Linked DNA regions of Homo sapiens: all the other regions are linked to region 1. A link is a loop called in an ENCODE intact Hi-C map of the cell type or tissue named here. Cell type or tissue: B cell. All regions are shown on one strand. Region 1 overlaps ETS1 (ETS proto-oncogene 1, transcription factor). Region 2 overlaps FLI1 (Fli-1 proto-oncogene, ETS transcription factor). Region 3 overlaps ETS1 (ETS proto-oncogene 1, transcription factor). Region 4 overlaps LOC105369568 (a long non-coding RNA gene).

The links. A loop is a pair of places that touch in the nucleus more often than their neighbours do. Peaks named below come from ENCODE experiments on the same cell type or tissue, not always from the same donor. Only the 100,000 strongest peaks of a DNase experiment are listed, where the experiment ranks them.
Region 2: a loop joins it to region 1, with 2.6 times the contacts of the local background. A loop is called at or near these places in 3 of 110 quality-filtered maps.
Region 3: a loop joins it to region 1, with 6 times the contacts of the local background. A loop is called at or near these places in 5 of 110 quality-filtered maps.
Region 4: a loop joins it to region 1, with 7 times the contacts of the local background. A loop is called at or near these places in 37 of 110 quality-filtered maps.

Annotation. Positions count from the first base shown.
Region 1 is chr11:128,551,054-128,556,053 of GRCh38, reverse strand. All of the region lies in intron 3 of ETS1 (ETS proto-oncogene 1, transcription factor), which reads left to right. Among named protein-coding and RNA genes, the nearest start is that of ETS1-AS1, 27 kb to the right of the region's middle. RefSeq lists enhancers at 2,761-2,870, 2,881-3,140, 3,351-3,440, 3,553-3,622, 4,504-5,000 and a cis regulatory region at 2,649-3,149. In B cell, a CTCF peak has its summit at 2,617; DNase peaks (open chromatin) are centred at 1,850, 2,933, 4,033 and 4,713; H3K4me3 peaks cover 3,069 bases; H3K27ac peaks cover 4,321 bases.
Region 2 is chr11:128,754,854-128,759,853 of GRCh38, reverse strand. FLI1 (Fli-1 proto-oncogene, ETS transcription factor) reads right to left here. Exons shown (of 9, transcript NM_002017.5): 2 at 1,528-1,739. Among named protein-coding and RNA genes, the nearest start is that of SENCR, 61 kb to the right of the region's middle. RefSeq lists enhancers at 1,112-1,612, 1,613-2,113, 2,170-2,429 and a silencer at 4,056-4,175. In B cell, CTCF peaks have their summits at 2,204 and 2,405; DNase peaks (open chromatin) are centred at 1,450, 1,833 and 2,433; H3K4me3 peaks cover 1,119 bases; H3K27ac peaks cover 3,656 bases.
Region 3 is chr11:128,468,911-128,473,910 of GRCh38, reverse strand. All of the region lies in intron 8 of ETS1 (ETS proto-oncogene 1, transcription factor), which reads left to right. Among named protein-coding and RNA genes, the nearest start is that of MIR6090, 51 kb to the left of the region's middle. RefSeq lists enhancers at 1,343-1,637, 2,640-2,759, 3,578-3,677, 3,688-3,737, 4,038-4,157 and 1 more. In B cell, no CTCF peak of the experiment used is centred here; DNase peaks (open chromatin) are centred at 90, 1,590, 2,460, 4,550 and 2 weaker places; H3K4me3 peaks cover 2,939 bases; H3K27ac peaks cover 5,000 bases.
Region 4 is chr11:128,608,450-128,613,449 of GRCh38, reverse strand. It overlaps LOC105369568 (a long non-coding RNA gene), which reads left to right. Exons shown (of 7, transcript XR_001748441.1): 4 at 1,201-1,437. Among named protein-coding and RNA genes, the nearest start is that of ETS1, 23 kb to the right of the region's middle. RefSeq lists enhancers at 2,644-2,763, 2,224-2,767 and a cis regulatory region at 1,381-3,030. In B cell, no CTCF peak of the experiment used is centred here; a DNase peak (open chromatin) is centred at 2,269; H3K4me3 peaks cover 1,665 bases; H3K27ac peaks cover 5,000 bases.

The DNA of each region.
Region 1 (5,000 bases):
AATAGTTTTGCCTATCCTGCATTTCCTGACACCCGTTTTGGCTGTTGTCAGAGAGCCTAGAAGTTTTGCAGTCACAGAGTCTGAGCTGGATAAACAGAGGTGTGTGAATTGCTCGGCCTTCTTAGAGAACATGCTTTCTTTCGATGATCATCTGTTTCCATTGTTCCTGGCCTCTCTGTCCATGCCCACCTGGATCCCAATTCTTTTTCCTCTGTCTCTCTCTCCCTTCTCTCCTTCCACTTGCTGGTGGCAGTGCTGCCCTCTGGTGAGTGGGAGTCTCCTCCAGAGAACTCTCAAATCAATGGATCTGCATTCCCAGGGACCTCAGGAATCTGAAGTCCTCATCTCCATGCTGTTTTCAGGAGACACTCTGTTTCTCACAAATTCCACTAGTTCTTGGTTTACCAGCTAGTGTTTTTTTTTTGTTTGTTTTGTTTTGTTTTTAAACAAAAACCATTAAATTTGAATTTGGGAATTTTGAAATGATCAATTCAGATATTAAGTTCACTTTCACATGAGACCATGTTATGATAACATATTTGAATACCAAATAGCTAGTCAAAATCTGTGTTTTCTCCCAGGATGAATTCTTAGCATAAAAATGTCATTACTCTTACATGTTGGGAAAATGTAATTCTGGGGAAAGACCTGGGCAGGGCATGGCAGGGGGAGTCACTAACTTGAAGGCTACTTTTTGGTTCAGTGTTATTTTACCCCACAACATTCTTTGGTCAATTACTTAAATAACAGTGGAGAAGTAAAATAAATGTTTGCTTTGTTGCCCATGCTTTATTGCTCATCAGGAATAAACAGACGCAGGGCAAGATGCTGTGGCACTCCATGGGCTGTGTGTATGGTGGGTGAGGAGGCATGGGGAGTAGCTTTCCATTTGCCTGGTTTCTCTCCAGGGCAGAATGAAATAGATTCCTGTGTCCCATGTTCCCTTGACTCAATAGCCATTGATCTTTGAGGTATTCTTTGGCACTGTCCTGGATTGTAGACATAATAATATTTATGCTGTCACTTTCTGCTTGGTATCTCAGTTCTTCTAAGCATAAATACAAATGTCTCAGCTACCTATCCATTTCACAAGGGAGCCAGGAGGATTTTGTACCTGCTCACACGTCAGACTTAAGGACTAAAAATTTGAGGACATGAGAAAAGTGATCCTTTAAAATTCTAAACAAAATAGGTTTTGTTTGTATAAGCAAAAGGTCAAAATGGCTGTATTTATATTTGTATAATTCTTGAATCCTATTAATGCCACAAGGCTTAAGTCTTATATCTCCCAATGCAACTGAGATTAAAGCTGCCTTGCTTTAACACTTGCAGCTCTCGATGGTCTCTGCTTGCTACAAGTTACATCTTATTAACATCTGAGGCCTTCTCCATTTGCTCATAGCCTGAAGATCAGAATGTCTCTTCTTCATAGCAAAGAGACATGGCCTTCCTTTTCCTTAAACTGAAGTACATAAACTCCCAAGTGGAGATGATTTTTCATGCTGCTCTTTGTCAAGTTTCTCAAAGGTAAAGATGTTTTTATTTCATGGCCTATGAGACAGTGTCTGGGAAGCATATGAAGAACAGCTTTAAAATGCAAGGACTTATAGCAGGGTAATATCATCTTCTTCTCATAGTTTATAGTTGCAAGAAGGAAGCTGGGGTCACCCCAGCTTTTGGTAGGTTGAGAAGATTGGGGCATATAATAACCATTCCTAGAATGACCTGGGTTGCCATCAACTGCAGCTCAGAGATGGTACACAGCTTCCATCGGGGTGTGGCCTCTACCAGTTGGGGGCAATCTCTTCACAAATGTGATGGTTGTAGTTCCCACTGTCCTATACTCCCTCTGATGGAAATGTTTGGCAAGAACCCTGAGCCTTTCTAGCCCCTCCTTTAACTTTTGAGCTTCCCAGACGAAGGAGTTGGAGGGATTATTTCTGGGCTGTGGTCCAGCTCTCCTCAGCGATGGGTGTTGTTTGGACGGGGATTGTGGGGTTATAGGGAAGGGAGATGAAGACATAGACCAACCAGTGATTTCTCCAGCTGTGGTACATTTCCTTGGAGATGTGTTGAATATAAAGAAAGAGAAAAAATACTCGACATTTTTTTCATCTTCTTTTATCCTATTTATAACTTCAGTTTCCTTCCCGTCCTCCGTCTCATGGCTACTGCCCACCACTGCTCCCCCTTCACGTTCATGCTCTCAGAAGGGATGAATGAACTTCTTTTCCAAGGACTACACATCTGTCAGTGCAGAGAACACTGACAGGAGGGGCCATCAAGGAATGAGCAAGCCTTTTCAGAATGTTGTTCCTATTCACGAAGGGGCAGAGGCTGAGGAGGAGGAGGAGGAGGGTGGCGGGAGTGTGGAGGGAAGGGGAAGAGAGAATCAAGCAGAGAGAAAGTATGAATGAGGGAAAGACTTATCAGGTGAGTGGGAGAGAATACTAAAGCGCCAAGGTCTGTCGGGAATCGATTGGACAAAATAGATGATAAAGCGGGTATGGTGGAAGAAAGAAGAGATGTGTGAAAATGGACAGAAAATAAAGGTGGATATTAGTAGCATGGTAGGGAATAATGGGAAAGGAAGATGAAAGATGAATGGGAAAGGGAAAAAAAGTGGGGAGCCCAGAAAAAGACAAGGCAAGAACAGGAGGGGAAGATAACATGAAAGAGAAAAATAGATGAATCTGAGGACATTAGCTATACAGCTAAAAAGGGAAGCCACATTTGCATGCAATTGCCTGTGCAGCTGTACATTTCTTCACAACAATCTTGTAGTCATCATTTTCTTTCATTTCTACCTCCTCCTACCGTCCGCCTCTTCCCCCTCCTCCCTATCAGCCTGGAGCCATTAGCGAGAGCCAATGGGGCTGAGTGCTGGTGTTCTGCATGAATGAATGGGCCCTTTCTGTCTCAGCTTCTCGTCATCCTTCTGTTAGGGAACCTTGTGAATCAATGGAGCCTCTTACACAAGACACGGCTGAAATGTCTGTTGCTGTTTATAGTCTGACTGGAGTGGAGCCACTGACCCTGCCTCCTCTCTGCTCCCTTCCTCTATTCTGTCCCTCAACCTCAGCCCTTTCTCTCCAACCACCATAACAAGAATCATTTTTACGTTTCAGTTTCTTGCTCCTGTCTCTAAGAGCTCACTGACGTTTTACCGTCATTAACTGTCATGACTGGTTCCTACCCACAGTCCTGTTGGATACACAGGGTAACGGTAGCGAGCCTCAGAGTGGTGCCTAGACCTAGCTGAAGTCAGACACTGCCTGTTTTCCAAAACCGACATCAGAGACCCAGCTGAGCACACAGGACACAAGACCTCGTCCATCCCATCAATGCCAGCGGTCCATATTTGATTTCAACTTCACCCTTATGATGCTCATGAATGGTCATAGTTCATATCAGAAAATACGATGCTTACTTAGCACTCTTCCAAAGTGTTATAGTATCAAATTATTTTTCATTTCAAGGATGGATTTGTCTGAAATCAGCCAAACTTATGGATGTGATGTTGTGAGCAAAGTACACTTTTGCAAAATACTTGCTTAGAGCTGGGAAGCAGCCTGGAGCTAGAGAACATAGGAAACACAACTTACCTTCATGAGGAGGAACCTATAGTCTTATTACCATGGTCTTTGATTGATTTGAGAAACAAGACAATACTTTTTCTTGTAGAATGCAGTTTGCTATGTCTTTGGTCACTGAACACAGTAAAACCTTCACTCAACCACATTCACAGCCTATCTGCCACTTCCCATTCTTCATGAGAAAGGACATCTATTTAGTGTAGTAGGAAAGAACCCAGACGCTGGACCCAGGTTGCTTGTGTTTGCATCAGCTCTTCCGTTATAACTGTGTGACCTTAGACAACTTAATCTTGTAACCCAGTTTCCGGATCTATACCAATGATTCTCCAAGCATGGTCCCCAGACCAGCAGCATCACTATCATCTGAGAACTTGTTAGAAATGCAAAATCTCGAGCCGTACCCCAGACTTATCGAAGCAGAAACTCCCAGGGTACATGAGAATCACTTTAGGGTTTGTTAAGACACTGGTTATGGAGTTCTACCCCCAGGGTTTCTGATTCAGTGATTCTAGGCTAAGGCTCAAAAATTTGCATTTCTAACAAGTTCTCAGGTGCTGCTGATGCTGCTGGTCTAGAGATCACACTTTGAGAACCACTAAGTTAGTATGTGTAAAGCATAAAACAGTGCCGTCACTTAGCAAGCCTGATATGAATATTTGCTATTATGACTCATTGACCCAAAGTGCATTTTGGGAGTCCAAACTGGGTTTCATTGAGTCAGAGAGTGACCCACTGATTGGTTGAACACGTTTGGTGACCAGTGCCATGCCCGGGATACTGAGAAAATACATGGAAAAGGGGAAGCCTCAGTTCTCCTTTAAAACAACTTCTATGCAAGTGTGTGTGTGGGTGTACATTTACATGCTAGAGCAAATGGTTTCCATGTGAAATATTACACTTATTTATGACATAAAGTTTGGCAGTATTAATGTGTGGCTTTGGATCTCACTAAAATCTCTAAAACAAATTTACTAACAAAATGGTGGAACTAAAGAATGTCTTTCCCAAATAAACTTTGGAAGTTCAAGTGGGAGATACGCTGAGATTCCGAGTTCATAGTCCCTCCTGGGGCTTTCTCATATGGCCTAGCGGCTGGGAGAGATCAAACCTGGGCCAGTGTTTGGAAAGGGCTATCCACAACCAGGTGGGATGTCTCAGCAGGAAGCACAGATGCCTCCAATTTGGCTTTTAAGTGTTGAGAGCGCTGAGGGAGTGCCAGAGAGACTTGTTAAATGGAGACTCACCTTGCTCTGAAATGTTTATTCTTATGGCAGGTCTGTGGTTTTACAGAATGGTGTTTCAGACTATCATCTGCTGCACCCCTCTCTTCTTTCCTCATTCAGGGTGTGCTTTTCTTTTCTAAAGGGTGTGTGTCAGGTTCTTTGTTCTTCAGAACAGAACGGT
Region 2 (5,000 bases), 200 kb before region 1:
CAGTTCAGACTCCTTAGAGATGATGCCCAAACGTAAATTCCAGGCCTGAAAGATTATCTGAGCTTCAGTTCCCAAAGCCTAGTAGACGTTTTTATCTGGATGTTCTACCCATTGCTCACAAGGAATCTCAAAGAGAACACTGACATCCCATCCTAAAGCATTTCCTGTGCCACCTTTCTGCGGCTGCTCACAGCACCAGCCTTTAAAATGTGCAGGCTTTAGTCGCCTTTGATTCTTTCCTGTCATGCACCCCCTTCATTCACACTTTACTCACCTAAGCCCTGTTAATCATCTCTTTGCTATCGCCCTTATGTATCTGTCCTTTTCACTTTCCAAAATCACTATCATCACTTAGTTCCGAACTTCATTATTTCCTATCTGGGATATTTTACTAACTTCTTCACTTGTCTTTCTGACTCTCCCATCCTACCGTCTGTGCGCAAGGACTGTCAGCTCGCTAGTCTTAAGTCACTGCTCTGATGAGGTTAAATGTCACGTCTGTGCTCAAAGTCAGCCTCTGGGTTAAATGTCACATCGGTGCTCAAAGTCAGCCTCTGGCTGTGGAATAAATGGCACATGTTTTCAGCCTGCCATTCAGGGCCCTCTGTTGCTTTTTATTTTCATCTCTTTGTGCCTTTGGCCCAGTAGATTATCTGATATTTTGTGAATAAGACTGATGTTCTCTGTCTTTCAAGTCTTTGCTCATAACAATCACTGTCACTATAGAGCACTTTCCTAACGCGTCTCAGGCACCATCCCAGGTCCTTTCCCTGAGGCATCAGAGTAACGCTAGAGTAAGGACCATAAGGAAGTGAATATCCCAGTCCTGTTTGAGAAGGGAGAAAGCTGGTGCTCTGAGGGGTTTCGATGACTTGCCCAAGGGGCAGAGGCAGGACGCAAAACTGAGGCCGCCTGTCCACTGTCCTCTTCCATGACCCTGTGATTTTCTCTCCCTGGACCCTCCTGTCTCCATTTCTACAAGCAAAGCCCGAACTGACCCAGTATTGTACCCACTTCATGCACGCCTTCCAGGTGCCTGCCCCCTCCCAGACACAGTGAGCCCCCACAGGAAGGTAGACACCTTCCTCATCCCTTCTCCACTCTTACTAAAGAATGGTTTGGTCACCTTTGCTCTGCTGAGACCTGCCCAGAGGGGTTAAGTATCTTCAACAGGACAGGGAAGAGTAGCTTATTGCTAAGCTGTCCCCAACAGGACTGGACCTGGGCCTGGGATTAACAAGAAATAAGTGTTCCACGAGTGTCTGCATAGGCGCTTGGGGCCTGACTCCTACCTGGCCTCTGAGGGCTTCGTGGGCCCCAGAGAGGCAGGGGGGCTTCCTAGCCCTACTCCACCCCATCATCAGTCTGTGGCCCTCTCTGCCTTAGCTCTCTAGGGACTGACACAGGCTTCCTGGCCCAGCTCTAGAGCCCCATCTGCTGCAAAAACCTTAAGTGCCAGAAGCCACTTGCTGCAGATCTGGCGACTTTGTGCCTTCCCCCAATCCTGCACAGGCCTGGTGAGCTTACCTGGATCCATTCATGTGGTCATACTCCCGCTTGACGTTGACCCTCACTGGCTGATTGATCCACTCCTGCTGTGGTGGGAGGGGGTTGATCTTGTGGGGCTGCCCGTAGTCAGGACTCCCCGAGGCAGTCATGTCGGCCTTGGGGAGATGGGCTGCCGCTCCGTACGCTGAGTCAAAGAGGGACTGGTCGTCGCTCACCACCGACAGAGCCTCCTGCAGGGCCAGAGAAGAGACAGAAAGCCCAGTGTCACTCTTCACCCAAGCAAGTGACACTCTTGCTTTGAGCTGGCAAGGTGGCCCAGGGCTGCCCCAGGACAGCTTGTCTGGAAGTTCCTGTTTGACTCACACTCCAGGGGGCAGGTTTGCCCTTATGCAAACCAGATGGGTGTTTGCAGGTTACCTGGGTGAGGAGGGACTTTGGGCAGTGGAGTGGGGATGGAGGAATCATGAAAGTGGGTTTGTTTATTGGTTCTGTAGTCTGGGACCCCCAAAAAGGAGGGTGGGGATAGGGAGGCCAAGAATAGTGGTGACTTGGCATGGAATATAGTATTGTGGTGGTGTGTGAATGCTAGATTTTTCCAGGCATAAGCAGAAATGCCTCTTACGAGCTGAGTGGAGTCATCAGCAATGAAGGGGAGATGAGATCCAGCATTTATTTTCCAGGCAAGGCCAGTGAGATCCACCCAGAGAGGCTAGGTGTGCTGCTCAAGGTCACACAAGGGAAGGGTGGTGCCCATGGCTGTGGCCAGGCCAATTTCAGTTTCCTTATTTGTAACAGGGATAAAAATAGTTTTAGCACAGAGTCGATAGGTGGATTAAATGAGAAGATCTGGTGTGGGGGTGTAGCTTGTAAGAAATGCTCAGTGGTTTGCTGAGGGCCCTCTAGGAGGTGCTGGTGCATCCTGTAGATCTCAATGTTGATGACTCAGCCAGCCAAAGGACGAAAGAGGAACCTCAGACACGTGAAGTGCCAGTCAGGGCAAGACCCTCCAAAAGAGGTTGTTGGGTCCTCCCACTCATATTATCCCATCACTGACTTGGGTGTGACTTTGGGAGATCATGGATTAAGAAAAGAAGCCTTGGCCAGGCATGGTGGCTCATGCCTGTAATCCCAGCATTTTGGGAGCCTGAGGTGGGAGAATCTATTGAGTCCAGGAGTTCTAAACTAGCCTGGGCAATGTGGCAAAACTGTGTTTCTACAAAAACAGAAAGAGAGAAAGAAAGAAAGAAAGAAAGAAAGAAAGAAAGAAAGAAAGAAAGAAAGAAAGAAAGAAAGAAAGAAAAAATTAGCTAGATATGGTGGCATGTGCCCAGCTACTTGGGAGGCTGAGGTGGGAGGATCACTTGAGCCCCGGAAGTAGAGGCTGCAGTGAGCCGTGATCGTGCCATTGCATTCAGCCTGGGCGACAGTCTCGAAACAACAACAACAACGACAACTAAAAAACTTTGCACATTCCGGAGATCTGCTACCAATCAAAACATGAGGGTAAGAGTCTCCCATTATTCCATGTCTCATCGAATCACAGGCATCCAAGGTCAGGGACCAGGGCATAGTGTTCACTACAGTCACATAATTACACCAAAGTAAGTCTTCAGAGAAGATGGTAGTCATCTATAATTGATCTATAATCTATATAATCAATAATTATATAATCTATAATTGTGATAATAGTTGTGATAATACATGCAAAGTACTTAGAAGTCTCTGGCACATAGTGAGTCACACTCAGAACATGTTAGGTATCATGATTATTAGCATTCAAACAAAGATTCTCTTAGGCCACCTGTTAGGGGCTGCCTTGTGTCCTCACAAAATTCATATGCTGAAGCCCTTACCCGCAGTACTCAGAATGTGATTGTATTTGGAGATAGGACCTTTAAGGAGGTAAGGTGAAATGAGGCTGATAGGGTGGGTTCTAATCCAATATGACTGGTGTTCTTATAAGAAGAGGGAATTTGGACACACAGAGAGCCCCCAGGGGAGTGTGTGCACAGAGGGGCTGCCATGTGAGGACACAGCAGTCATTGGCAAGCCAAGGAGAGAGGCCTCTGAGGAAAACCAACCCTGCTGGCACCCTGATCTTGGACTTCCAGTCTCCAGAACTCTGAGCAAATAAATTTCTTTTGCTTAAGCCACTCAGCCCTGGTATGTTGTTATGGAAACCCTAGCAAATGGATACACCACCTTTACTTGAAAATGTAGTGATAGGTGAACAGCACTTGTTAAAGCTGGGATTTGTCTACCTTCCTTGTGTAATTCACATTCCTGAATTGAATGTCTTCTTCAGAATGAATGCTCTTCATATGCCTGTAGAATTACAACCTGCTCCATGGGCTGTCTCTTGTCTCCCAGGGCCATTCTCCACCCCAGCGGACAGACAGCCATAATTCAAAAAGGGAGGCTCTTCTATGGCTGTTTTCAGCTGGGATCAGGGAAAAAATACTGGAATATACTCTAGGAGTCCTGCTTTTGCACCAGAAGGCTTTGGATGGTGTAGGTGCCTCCAGACATACATTCAAAGCAGAGTTGCCCACACAATATTAAAACACTTACATCCCCCAACCGAGGGGATCTCCCTAGCCCTAACATCTGCTGGGATCCTTCTTCATTTTCTACCAGATGCCCTTGAGTCATGCTCAGAGTAAAGCTGTGCTTGTCAGAACCATTTGTTTCTTGGTTATTATATCCACTCTTGATTTCAGCTAGAGTTCAGCTTTGGCTTCATATCCTAAATTTTGAACTGTTATCTGGGCTCAAGGAATTATGGTTCTGAGCTGAAAAGGGTGACATTGCAACCTTTCAGACAGCTGTCCCTGACTCCATGAAATTCCTTGAGCTCCGCACTGGAAGCAGAGGACACATTACCACCTATGACCCCTAAGTGTCTTTTGGTGATAAGAGTGAAGAACATGTACCACAGTCCTGCTACAAAAACAGATGACATTTCAGGAATCAGGTAGCATCTTCTGCTGTAGAGAATGGCTTACGTTCTTAGTTTATCATTCATGAACCTTGGAGTTTCCAGTAAAATAATTTCTTTCCCTTCCCTCTTCTAGGTTGGGGGAGAAGATGACAGAATATCAGAGGCAAAGAAGCCCGGGAGGCAGGGCTGGGCACAGTGATGCTCCATAGATGGGCAAAAAGTTCCTCCCATCATTATCCTAAGGAGGGTGGACCAGGCAACAGGGAACACAGGATTGTCCTGGCCAAGGGGACATGCAGACGGCAAAATCAAGACTCACAGCAAAGAGAATACACAGAGAACACAAAGCCAGCGGTTCTGGAGGCAGACCCAGGAGAGACTTCTTAAGGAAGTGAGTGGTACACAGCTAGAAAAAAACAAGTGATGAGATAGAGTGTAGGTGTAGAAAGGGCACAAAACCAGTTTGAACTCATTTTGGAATAGAAGTTTCCTTAAGAATGTAGTTCACAATCAAGGAAACTCCAATCAAGTGGCAACATTGTAGGAGGAG
Region 3 (5,000 bases), 82 kb after region 1:
TGCCTTTAAACAACAGGCCTCGGAAACTCCCCATCACCTCTGTTGGGAAAGGCCCTGCCAGGTGTCCCAGATGACCCTGCCTTTGCCCCCTTGGCACTTCTTTCTTTTCTCTGGACGGCCTCCCCTGCTGCAGAGAGTGAGCAGCTGCTGCTCTTTGTAGAGGCTCATTCAAGAGAAGCGCTGCCCTTCCTGTCTCCCTAAGGTGACTTGCATGTGATGCCTGCAGGTTGGAGCACTCATCAGCACCCCATCAGTCACTTGGGGATGCCTGCAGGTAGAGAAGTCCAAGTTAAACACAAGAAAGAGTGGTCATCCCATGCAGTTTTACCAAGGGCAACATTCAGGGGCCATCCCTGTAGAATTGAGAGCATGGAGTCAGGCCCTGCCAGTGAGCAGCTGTGTAACCTTTGGCAAGCTAACATCTCTGTATCTGTTTTCTCATCTGCAAATGGCAGTAATAATAGTTTCTATACCATAGGCTTGTTGTGAGAACTAATGAATTAGTTTATGGAGAGCACTTGGAGCAGTGCTGGGTATACAGGAAGCTAGGCTCTAAGTGCTAGCTGTCACCTACATTCCATAGTATTCTCCAAACCTTTTATTTTTCCAGTATAATTCTAAGTTCCTTGAGGCCAGGGAACAACGCATTTTACTTATAGAATTGCAGTAATTGCTGGCAGTGTCATGGGGCGTAGCAGGCATTTAATAATAATTAGGTCTTTTCAATTATTTAGCTCAATCCCAGATGTATTAAGTTCCTACTGTGTGCTTAGACTCCTTCATATACACTGACTTTTTAAATCCTTCACCAAATATCACATGAGGAAGTTTCTGTTATGCCCATTGTATAAATGAGGGAATCGAGACTTTTTTTTTTCTTTTTAGAGGAGGAGGTCTAGCCCAATGTTACACAGCAAACAACAAATAAGATGACTTTCAGGGTTTTCACATGTCAGAAAATATTCAAAATACTGTGTTAGTTTGAGTGTGCCGGAAAGCAGGTGCCAAGACATGATTAGATGTGCAAGATGTTTACGGAAGGAGCATCTATGAAGGAAAAAAAGGCAGCGAAGAGAAGGCAGCGGAACCTTCAGACCATGCTGCAGGTCTGGAAGGAGGAGATTTGGGTAGAAAGAGCCCTCAACTGCAGCTCCATTCTAAGAAAACTTTGGCTGGGCCCAGGGGATCTTTGGGTCAAGGTCGTCTGCTGGAGGAGCTCTGTGTCTCACAGGGGTGGACCTGCATGCCCTCACTGTGCTCAGTCCCTGGCTGGAGCAGTCCCCAGGATGAGGGGTGCTGGTGTGGACATGGTAGAGCCAGTCAATTATGTTCCCTGAAGCAGGAGAACTGAGTAGAACAGGTAGTGTGACAGCTGCAGGGACCTGAGCTGTAAACATGGCTTGTTGAGACCAGCACAGCTTTTCCATGTGGCAGGACTCAAGACCATGTGTCCCGACACTCTCAGTAGTCCGTGATGGGCTTCTGAGTTCAATGCATGTTGTTGACTGTAACTCCCCAAACTTTATTGTCTTTTGTATGACTCACCTCTCCCTGAGAGATAATGAGAGTGAAAGTTCTCCTAGAGTGATTGAATGTGAAAGTTTAAACTCTGAAACAAGGATGGGACTTGCTTTGTTGGAGATGCTCACAGGGCACAGGTCTGTGGAGGTGTTTGACATTCAGAGCTGAGGCGGTGGAGTTTCTTATGGAGGCCTCTCAAGGCTAGGTTCTCTGTTCTTTTTTTCTTTAAAGGCGTAGGTAGGACACTTTCAGCTTATCACGTTATGGTGAAACAAAAAGTACTTGTTCCGCTACCTCCATGCAGTTGTTAATATTGTGTTTTGCTATTCAACACACTCTGGCTACGTTTGAGGAGTGTTCAGAGATTATATGCTGGATAAATGCTTACAAAATTCGGTGTGCAAATGATCACTTAGGATCTAGTTCAACTACCTTCCAAGGATTCTATTATACCTAACTAGTGATTTCTCTCATTGTTGACATGCAGGGAAAACTTAACCCCTAGGATAAAATAAATTCCAGAGAGCAAGTTGAGAATCCTACTGAGAAAAGACTATAATCTTCAGACTTCTAAAGTCCTGTTTTCTAACCCTGATCAGTGAACATATCTTTCTTTCTTCTCATTACCTACACACTTAGGAAGATTTTTCTTTGTACATTTATAGTGGCTGGAAAAACCTTTTCTTTGGTTTATAACAAAATTCTTATCCCCTTCCCCCAAATCCAAACCTAACCCATCTCTGGTGACTTCTTAAAAGAACCGGTTACCTAGAAGACATCAGGAGGAAAGAGCTATAAAGAAACCCACTTCCTGACTTGAGCTTCACTGGCTCACTGTCCAAGTTTGTGTCTGAGTGTTAGCTTGAATGTGTTAGACAGAGTTACTGATGGGTTTAGAAGAAAGAGGTGGTTGCATTTGAATAGAGACTGCCCCTTTAAGAGAGGAACAGTCCCCTTTCTCCTGCTGCCGCCCCCACACATGTGTACTTGAGCACTTGCAGGTGTGCAGAGCCAGAGCAAAAACAAAGGTCTTTCCCTCATACCCTAAAAATGTGTAACTGTCTTGTTCTCAGACCCAAGTCAGACTGGCCAAATAAGCCTCACTTAACCCTGTTCCAGGTGGGAGGACTCCACTGGCCAGTTGCCAGCCACCTGGTCTTGCTGTCAAGCCTGTCTTGGGCCCTGATGGCTGGACAAGAGGTTCTGCTTGAACCCCAGTTAATGCTGGTGGGACCCGTCTCTTTGGGCCCAAACTATTGGCATTTGTGGGGAACGGTGTTGAACTTGCTCTAGGTGAGCTCTATACAATACTTAGGTGAAGAATACTTGGTGAGGGACATGAATAACTAAGGAAAAAGGTGCATCGGGAAAAGAGGATCTAAGTCCATCTGTGGCCAAGATTTCCCTAAACCATATATGCCTGTGATACTTTCACTTGCAAAGCAGTTTGCATCTGCTGTCTCTTTTGGTGCGTGTGCACTTTTAACATGGGAACAAGGATTTCAGAGTCTTCCCTAACTTAAAAAAGTCCTAAATGCTTATTCTCATTGAAAATATTAAAAATTTTTACATTCGTATACTGTAACTTTTTTTTCCTTAACCTCCAACTTTCTACTTTTTCAAAGTTGCCATACGAAGGCCAATTTAATCCTTGGAAGTCTAATTAGATTTTTTCTAGTGCTTTTACAATTTTTTTTAAATGCATCTTTTTTCTTGTTTTTTACTGAAAATTGTTTTTAAAAATATATTTTCTGTTGTTTCATTCTTCTTTGTAATTCCATTATTGTATATTCAGTTGCTCCTAAATTGTTCACCTCTTTAAGTGTCTTTCTCTCTCTCTGTCTATATATATGTATATATGCAGATTTTTGTAATAAGGACTTAATTTACATTTTTATAAACTAAAGAGAAGCAGAGATTACTATTTCCATTTTAGGAAAGGAAAAAGTAAAGCCCAGAGAGATTAAATGAGTTGCATAAGATTGCATATGGTGATTCAGGTAAGAACTGATATCAAAGCCTCGTACCCTCAACTCCCTACCCGGGGCTTTCCCACAGGCATCATATATTTTAATTTTATAGGATGCCGTCATCACTCAGTACTCCACTGCCTGACATGTAAAATGGCTTTTATTTTTAAATTTTTTGACACTCCTCCTCCTTTCGTTTTTGATCTAACATGCAAGAGACATGAACTCGGCAGTCAAAGACTGGTTTTAACTGATTTGAGAGCTGTTTTCTCACTCTTTTTCATGGTTAGATACTGGCTATCTCAGCAACAAATACAAGTTTATAAAGTTGTTGTTTGTTCATCATCGTGTTCAGCAAGTATGCTTTCCAAACACCTGTCAGAATGTTCTTTGTTGTTTGAGTTGAATTATTGGAAGTTATATTCCCAATCACTGCCCTTGAGTTATTAGCCACTGATACAGGAACACGTTTATAGAATATACTGACACAGAGTGAGTCTTTAAACCACGGCCGTATTGGCCAGTTATAGAATGTTATACATGGAGTGTGTTAGAGATGAGATAAGATTGGGTCAGGGTGGGGCAAAGAAAATATACAACTCAGAAGAAATGAGAGACATAGAACTCAGCCAAAATATCAAGCACTCCTGGCCCTTAATCTTCTTAAAATAATTTTCTCAGGGTCTTGATTGCCAGTCAGTCCAGCAATACAGTTTCTTGAGTTATTCATCCTCAGGCAACAAGACTTTGTGCAGCTTCAGGTTGAGCTTGGTCCAGAGGCCAAGAAACTGTCAGGATGTTTTCTGTTTTGTCCTTAAACTTAATGGAAATCAGGAGATTTAGGGGCCTTTGTGAATGGTGATTTAGAAGAGGGTTGACAGAAAGGGGTGATGCTTGGACTGGGGAGTCACCCACCCCACCCTCAGAGGTGCGTCCTCCTGTGGTAGCATGAAAGGCAGATTGATACACTTGTGAACAGATGGGTCATTTCTGGATTCGAATGTTCTGTTTTTGCCATCATCGTTTGGCTGTGGGTAGAGACACCTGGCTGGAAGGGAGGGGCCAGCAGGCCTGTTCCTCTGTTTTAGGGCCACCTGCCAGATGTGTGCTATCAGGGCAGAGTCAGCCCTATTGCAAGGGTGACCAACCATGAGAGTTTCATAGGTTAAAATAAATGTGGTGTCCTGCCCACACCGAGGTATTTGATTTGACTTTTAGAATAGAGCTAAAGGGATTAGCTTCTTAAAGTAGCAAATTAACTCCCAAAGGACAGGTAGTCATTTTCATTTTTGGGAACACGTTGATGAAATGCAGCCTGAGGGTCACCCATATTGTTTGGCCCCAAATATTGTTTAATAGAGAGAAGCCATTTGAGCGGACTTTCTAATCCATATGCCTTTCTTCAGAGGAGGTTTGTTTCAGTAATGTAATTTAGAAAATATTTAATGAGTACCTGCTGAAGACAAGCTATCATACCTGGCATTGAGGATATATGGCTCAGTAAGATAT
Region 4 (5,000 bases), 57 kb before region 1:
GGACCACTCCACGTGTGTCTTGTGCACATCACAGCCACAGCTATGCTTGCTGGAGCACAGCAGCATAGAGAGGCTGGGCAGGAGGGCTGGCTGGGACAGGAGCCTGGGACCAGAAGTTGGGCAAACCCAGAGTCTTACTCAACTTTGTTGTTATTGCATGGTCCAATATAATATTTGAAAACTGGGGGCTGATCTTTCATCTCCCTGGATAGGCAGGATGAGAACCAAATGGCAAACTGACTGAATTCATTTTAAAATGGTCATCTGTGAAACTTTCCCCCCAGTTACAATATTGGATGCAAGCATTTTGGCCCACCTGATGCCCCATTCCTTTCCTCTTCCTGGCTGAGCTTTTGCTTATACTAGTAGCTGACATGCTGTGCTCATCTGAGGCACTATGCAGGTCCAAGCTCTGGTCTGGGAGTCTGTGCGTGGCTGCCAGGAAAGAGTGAGGGGTAGGTTTTGAATGGGGTGGGAACGCAGGAGCTATGAGCACAGCCCAAGCTATTCATTACTGCATCCCAAGTTCACACACACGCACACACACACACACACACACACACACACACACACACGGAGTTAATTTGCAACAGGCAATCCCTAAAGCAGCCCATTCAATGCTATTCTATCAAATAAATATAGATCTATAAATAGACCTCACATTTTGCTTCAAAAAGTGACAAGTGTGCAGAAATAATTTCACAAACAAGCTAAAATGTTGGCAGGCTTTGCATCCTTTGCTCAGATGTTGCGTGCATCTCCTAGATGATGCCTTTTTGAGCAAATTTGCACCATGTCTTCTGGTAGCAGTAGCGTTAAGTGAAGGTTTTTTTCACTGTTAGTATATTTTTCTTTACCTTAACAGTTTTTTGGCTTTGCTGTTTTGGGTAAAATATTAATCTTTTTTTCTTTAAATTAAACTCTTCTCAGAGTGCTACTAATACAAACTGGCATGAGATAGAGAAAGGAAGGAAGGAAGGAAGAAGGGAAGGGAGGGGGGGGACGGAGGGATGAAAGGAAAAGACAGAGGGAGAGAAGGAGGTAGGAAAGAAAAAGAGAAAATGAGTGAACATCTCTCTTGTCATGATCATTACTTGGCTATGTTCAGAGAAAATCCACAACGAGAAGGACATGTTCACTCCCACTCCTCATTTTGCTCTTGCAATTATAGACCTGGTATCCACCTAACTGTATCCACAGATTACAGGGACCATCCTCCATTGTTTTATGAGTCTATCACAGATTATGACGGACATGGAACATGGAAACCAGTTTCTACCAAAGCCTGTGAGGACCATTCTGTACAAATTGGGAGAGAGTGCACAGAAGCCTGGAGAGCTGACCGGGGAGGAGGGCCACAGTGCATTGCGTCCAGCCCTCTTCCACCCTTGCACTCTTAGCTGCTCTCATCCCCGTCTGCTCACACCTTGCTTACAGGTGGGTTCATCTCCATTCTGAGCCAGCTCTGACAACGGCATTGAATGTTTGATGACTTTGTCCCCGTCACCCATTTTAAGACAGTATGAAGTCCTGGGACCCAAAGCATGTGCCATGTGAGACCTATAGATATGCACCACAGATACACTCCCTGTGCTCTGGAATCTCTCAGTCGTGTGTCCCTTCACCTGTCGTGCTGGCCTCTTACTCCTTGGCATCAAGAGGTTGCCTTGGTGTTTTTGACCTAATCCTCAAGTTCACTGTACAGACTGAAGTCTTATCCTAGAGAAAGCAGGCATTCTAAAGCCTCTTTTCTTCCAGGGGCTGGATCCAGTTTCATGTGTCTTCAGCCCCTGACTGGGTCTTGTACACACGGACAGAGGTCTCAGTTCCAGCACTGTCATTGACTTGCGTGCCCCTCGGCCGACCTCCAGCACTGAGCTGCTCTTAGTGCCTGACTGCCTGGCCCTGAGCAGTTCCTCTGTCTGCATCATACCAAGCCCTGGCTTCCTCCTGCGGTATACAAGGCCCAGCAGTTTTTGCACTGATGCCTGCAGCCCAGACAGGGTCAGAGAGATAAAACGTCTTGCCAAAGACACTCAGCTAGTGGGAAGCACAGTCTGGACAGAACCTACTAGATCTTTCGACCTTGTGTCTGTGAGTTTTCCCCTGGACTTGCACAGGTTGCTGCAAACCCCCATGTTCTGTGCCACCTGAGCAAATAGGAGCCCAGTGAACAGCATAGACACAACATAGAGAAGGCGCAACCATACAGCCAGATGCCAGCCCACCCCCACGCCCACTCCACATGTGTGGCTGCCCCTGCCAACGTAGGACGAGACTTCTACCGGTCTCTGCTCTCTGCCAGCCCTGAGCTGCACAAACCACACCGCCCCACCACTGCAGGTGGTAATTTGCATGGGGGAGCAGAGCGTCTCCCAGGAGGCTAGGCCTATCTAAGTTTCTCTTCTGTACTTGGGAGACGAACAGCCACTTTAAAAGAGAGAAAAACAAGACACTAGTAACTCTGTGCTTGGACCCGGGCCTTTAGGTGTTTCAAAGCCTCCCGTGGCTATTTCTGGCCCCATTGTCGTCTGGGTCTGAGAGGAAGGCCTGATGGCGATTCTGTGCTTTAAAGGCAGAAACAGAACATTGTTTTTGCCAGCTTTGATTTAATGGCCAAAAACAGTTATAGGAAACTGTTCAGCAGATGTTTTATGAAACTCAGAAAAGATTGGGTCTTTTAGAAGGGCTATTTTTAGACAAATGCTTCCTACCATTGGGGGGATGGTGCTCACAAAAGGGACAGAAAATGGGAGAGAGACTTGGAGGGAGCTTTGAACATTTTGACGATCACATTTTATTTTTCCTTGCATTTTCAGCATGAATTAAACATACCTGGGAATCTTTGGAGGATCAGATAGTTGCAGAGGTAGTTCTGGGAGGAGGGGTTGACTTTAGAGTTCTCTTTCTAAAATGAGGGTTTCTTGGGTGCCAGGAAAATCTATGTTTTTCATCATTTTCCACCTTCTGATGTTCTAGCAGCACAGAAATGCTGTTTTTTCTTACTCTACTTTCTTGCCTCTCTTTGCCTGAATTAACTTTTTTCCTCTCAGCTCATCCTGACCTTCATTATTTATTTATTTATTTAATTTTTTTTTTTTTTTTTTTTTTTTTTTTTTGAGACAGAGCCTCACTCTGTCACCTGGCTGGAGTGCAGTGGCGCAATCTTGGCTCACTGCAACCTCCGACTCCCGGGTTCAAGCGATTCTCCTGCCTCAGCCTCCTGAGTAGCTGGTATTACAGGCACATGCCACCACGCCCAGCTAATTTTTGTATTTTTAGTAGAGACAGGGTTTCACCACCTTGGCCAAGCTGGTCTCTAACTCTTGACCTCAGTCATCCGCCTGCCTCAGCCTCCCAACCTGCTGGGATTACAAGCATGAGCCACCGCTCCCGGCCTCATCCTTGCCTTCTTTTCCCTCTGCCTTTTTTTTACCTATTACACTCTAAGCCGTCACTTCACACTAAGGGTAGGCATTTCCTCACTCAGGATGCTCTTCCTGAGCTCTCTAGGGTGCACTATGCTTCCCTTCCTTATCTGCTGGGCTGCTTTAAACACCGCAGCCACTCTCCTGCTTTACCATCTGTTTCTCTGTCAGCCTCATTCCCAAGGTCTGAATTCTCTTTCAGCTCTCGTCAATTAGTGCTACTTAACACAATAGTAGGCTCAGAATACATGTTTATTGAGTGAATGGATGGTTGGAGGAATTAATGGAGTGAGCAAGTTAGGGAATTTTACCTGGTTGAAAAATTTCGCTTCATCTACAAGAGCAGAAATTAATTCTTCTTATCTCTGCTGTTCAAATCAAACCCAAATCTGTTAAAGTACTATAATATAATAAAATAATTACCTACTGTGGGGTGGTTACTGCTATTTCCAGGAAACTGAGGCTCAGGGGCAATCAGATAAGAACTGGCATGTGAAAGCATCCAGATTTGGGTATGTGTCTTTTAATTCCAAGTCTCTTGTTTTCTCCACTCCACTGGAGGGAATAATTGTCTCTGGGGCAGAACTTCAAGAAACATGGGGTGCCTGGGCACAGGAAAAATCCCCTGGTAAGGGAGAGGGCACAGAAAAGGGAGATGGGGAAACTCAAATCACATGTTTTTCCTTTACTGCTATTTCTGGGGCTACATCCAGCTGGAACAAAAGGACATTGAGGCAGTCCCAGGTGGAGGCAATAGACGACTTCCAGCTTCTCCCTGCTTGTCCCGAGCCCTTTGGCCAATGCTTCAAAGTCAGCTGAGCAGACCGAAGACCAATCACTTCTAACTCTCTGGAAAGTGCCGGAAATTAGCTTAGACAGAACAAGGCTCTCACGTTATTTGACATCTCCTCCATCAGGGTCTCCTTGGTTTCTCAAGCCCTTGTTGAATACTTTCCAGAGAGCATTTTTAAGTGGCTGAAGGTTAGGTAAGTTCTGATATCTGGTAAAAGGATCATCATCGCCTGCGTGAGGTTCCAATGGCTACATCACGATGCTCTGGGCAAGAGTTTGAGAGTTTCCTGGAAGCTGAGCCCAGGCAGAGCCCTCTTTCATGTTCCATGGCCCTTCAGTGAGTGTTTCCACATCCTTTGCTTTCTTAAGCTGTCATTTTTTTTAACGCTTTCTATGTTGTCGTTACTATGCTAAGTGCACTGGAAAATGATCTCACTTCTCTTTATTTAAGGCTCCTTTTAAAAGCACATAATATAAAAATGTGTCCTTATTATTAAGGAAAATTACTTTCCTATGTGGTCAATGGCCCTAAGAGCTGAGCTCAATCCTTACTCTTGTTTGACAGATGAGGAAACTGAATTGGTTAGAAAGGTTCAGTAAATTGCTCAGTCACTCAGTAGGTGAGTGAATAGCTGGGATTCAAGGTCGGGTTTGCCTGATGCCAGAGGCCAAGCTCCTAAAGGCATCACCATCTATCTCAATTTCCTAGTGGTTTTTGACTGCAATCCCTGGGAAGCTCTGTCTCGGTGGAACTTTTCCTTTCCAATCTTCGCACACTTT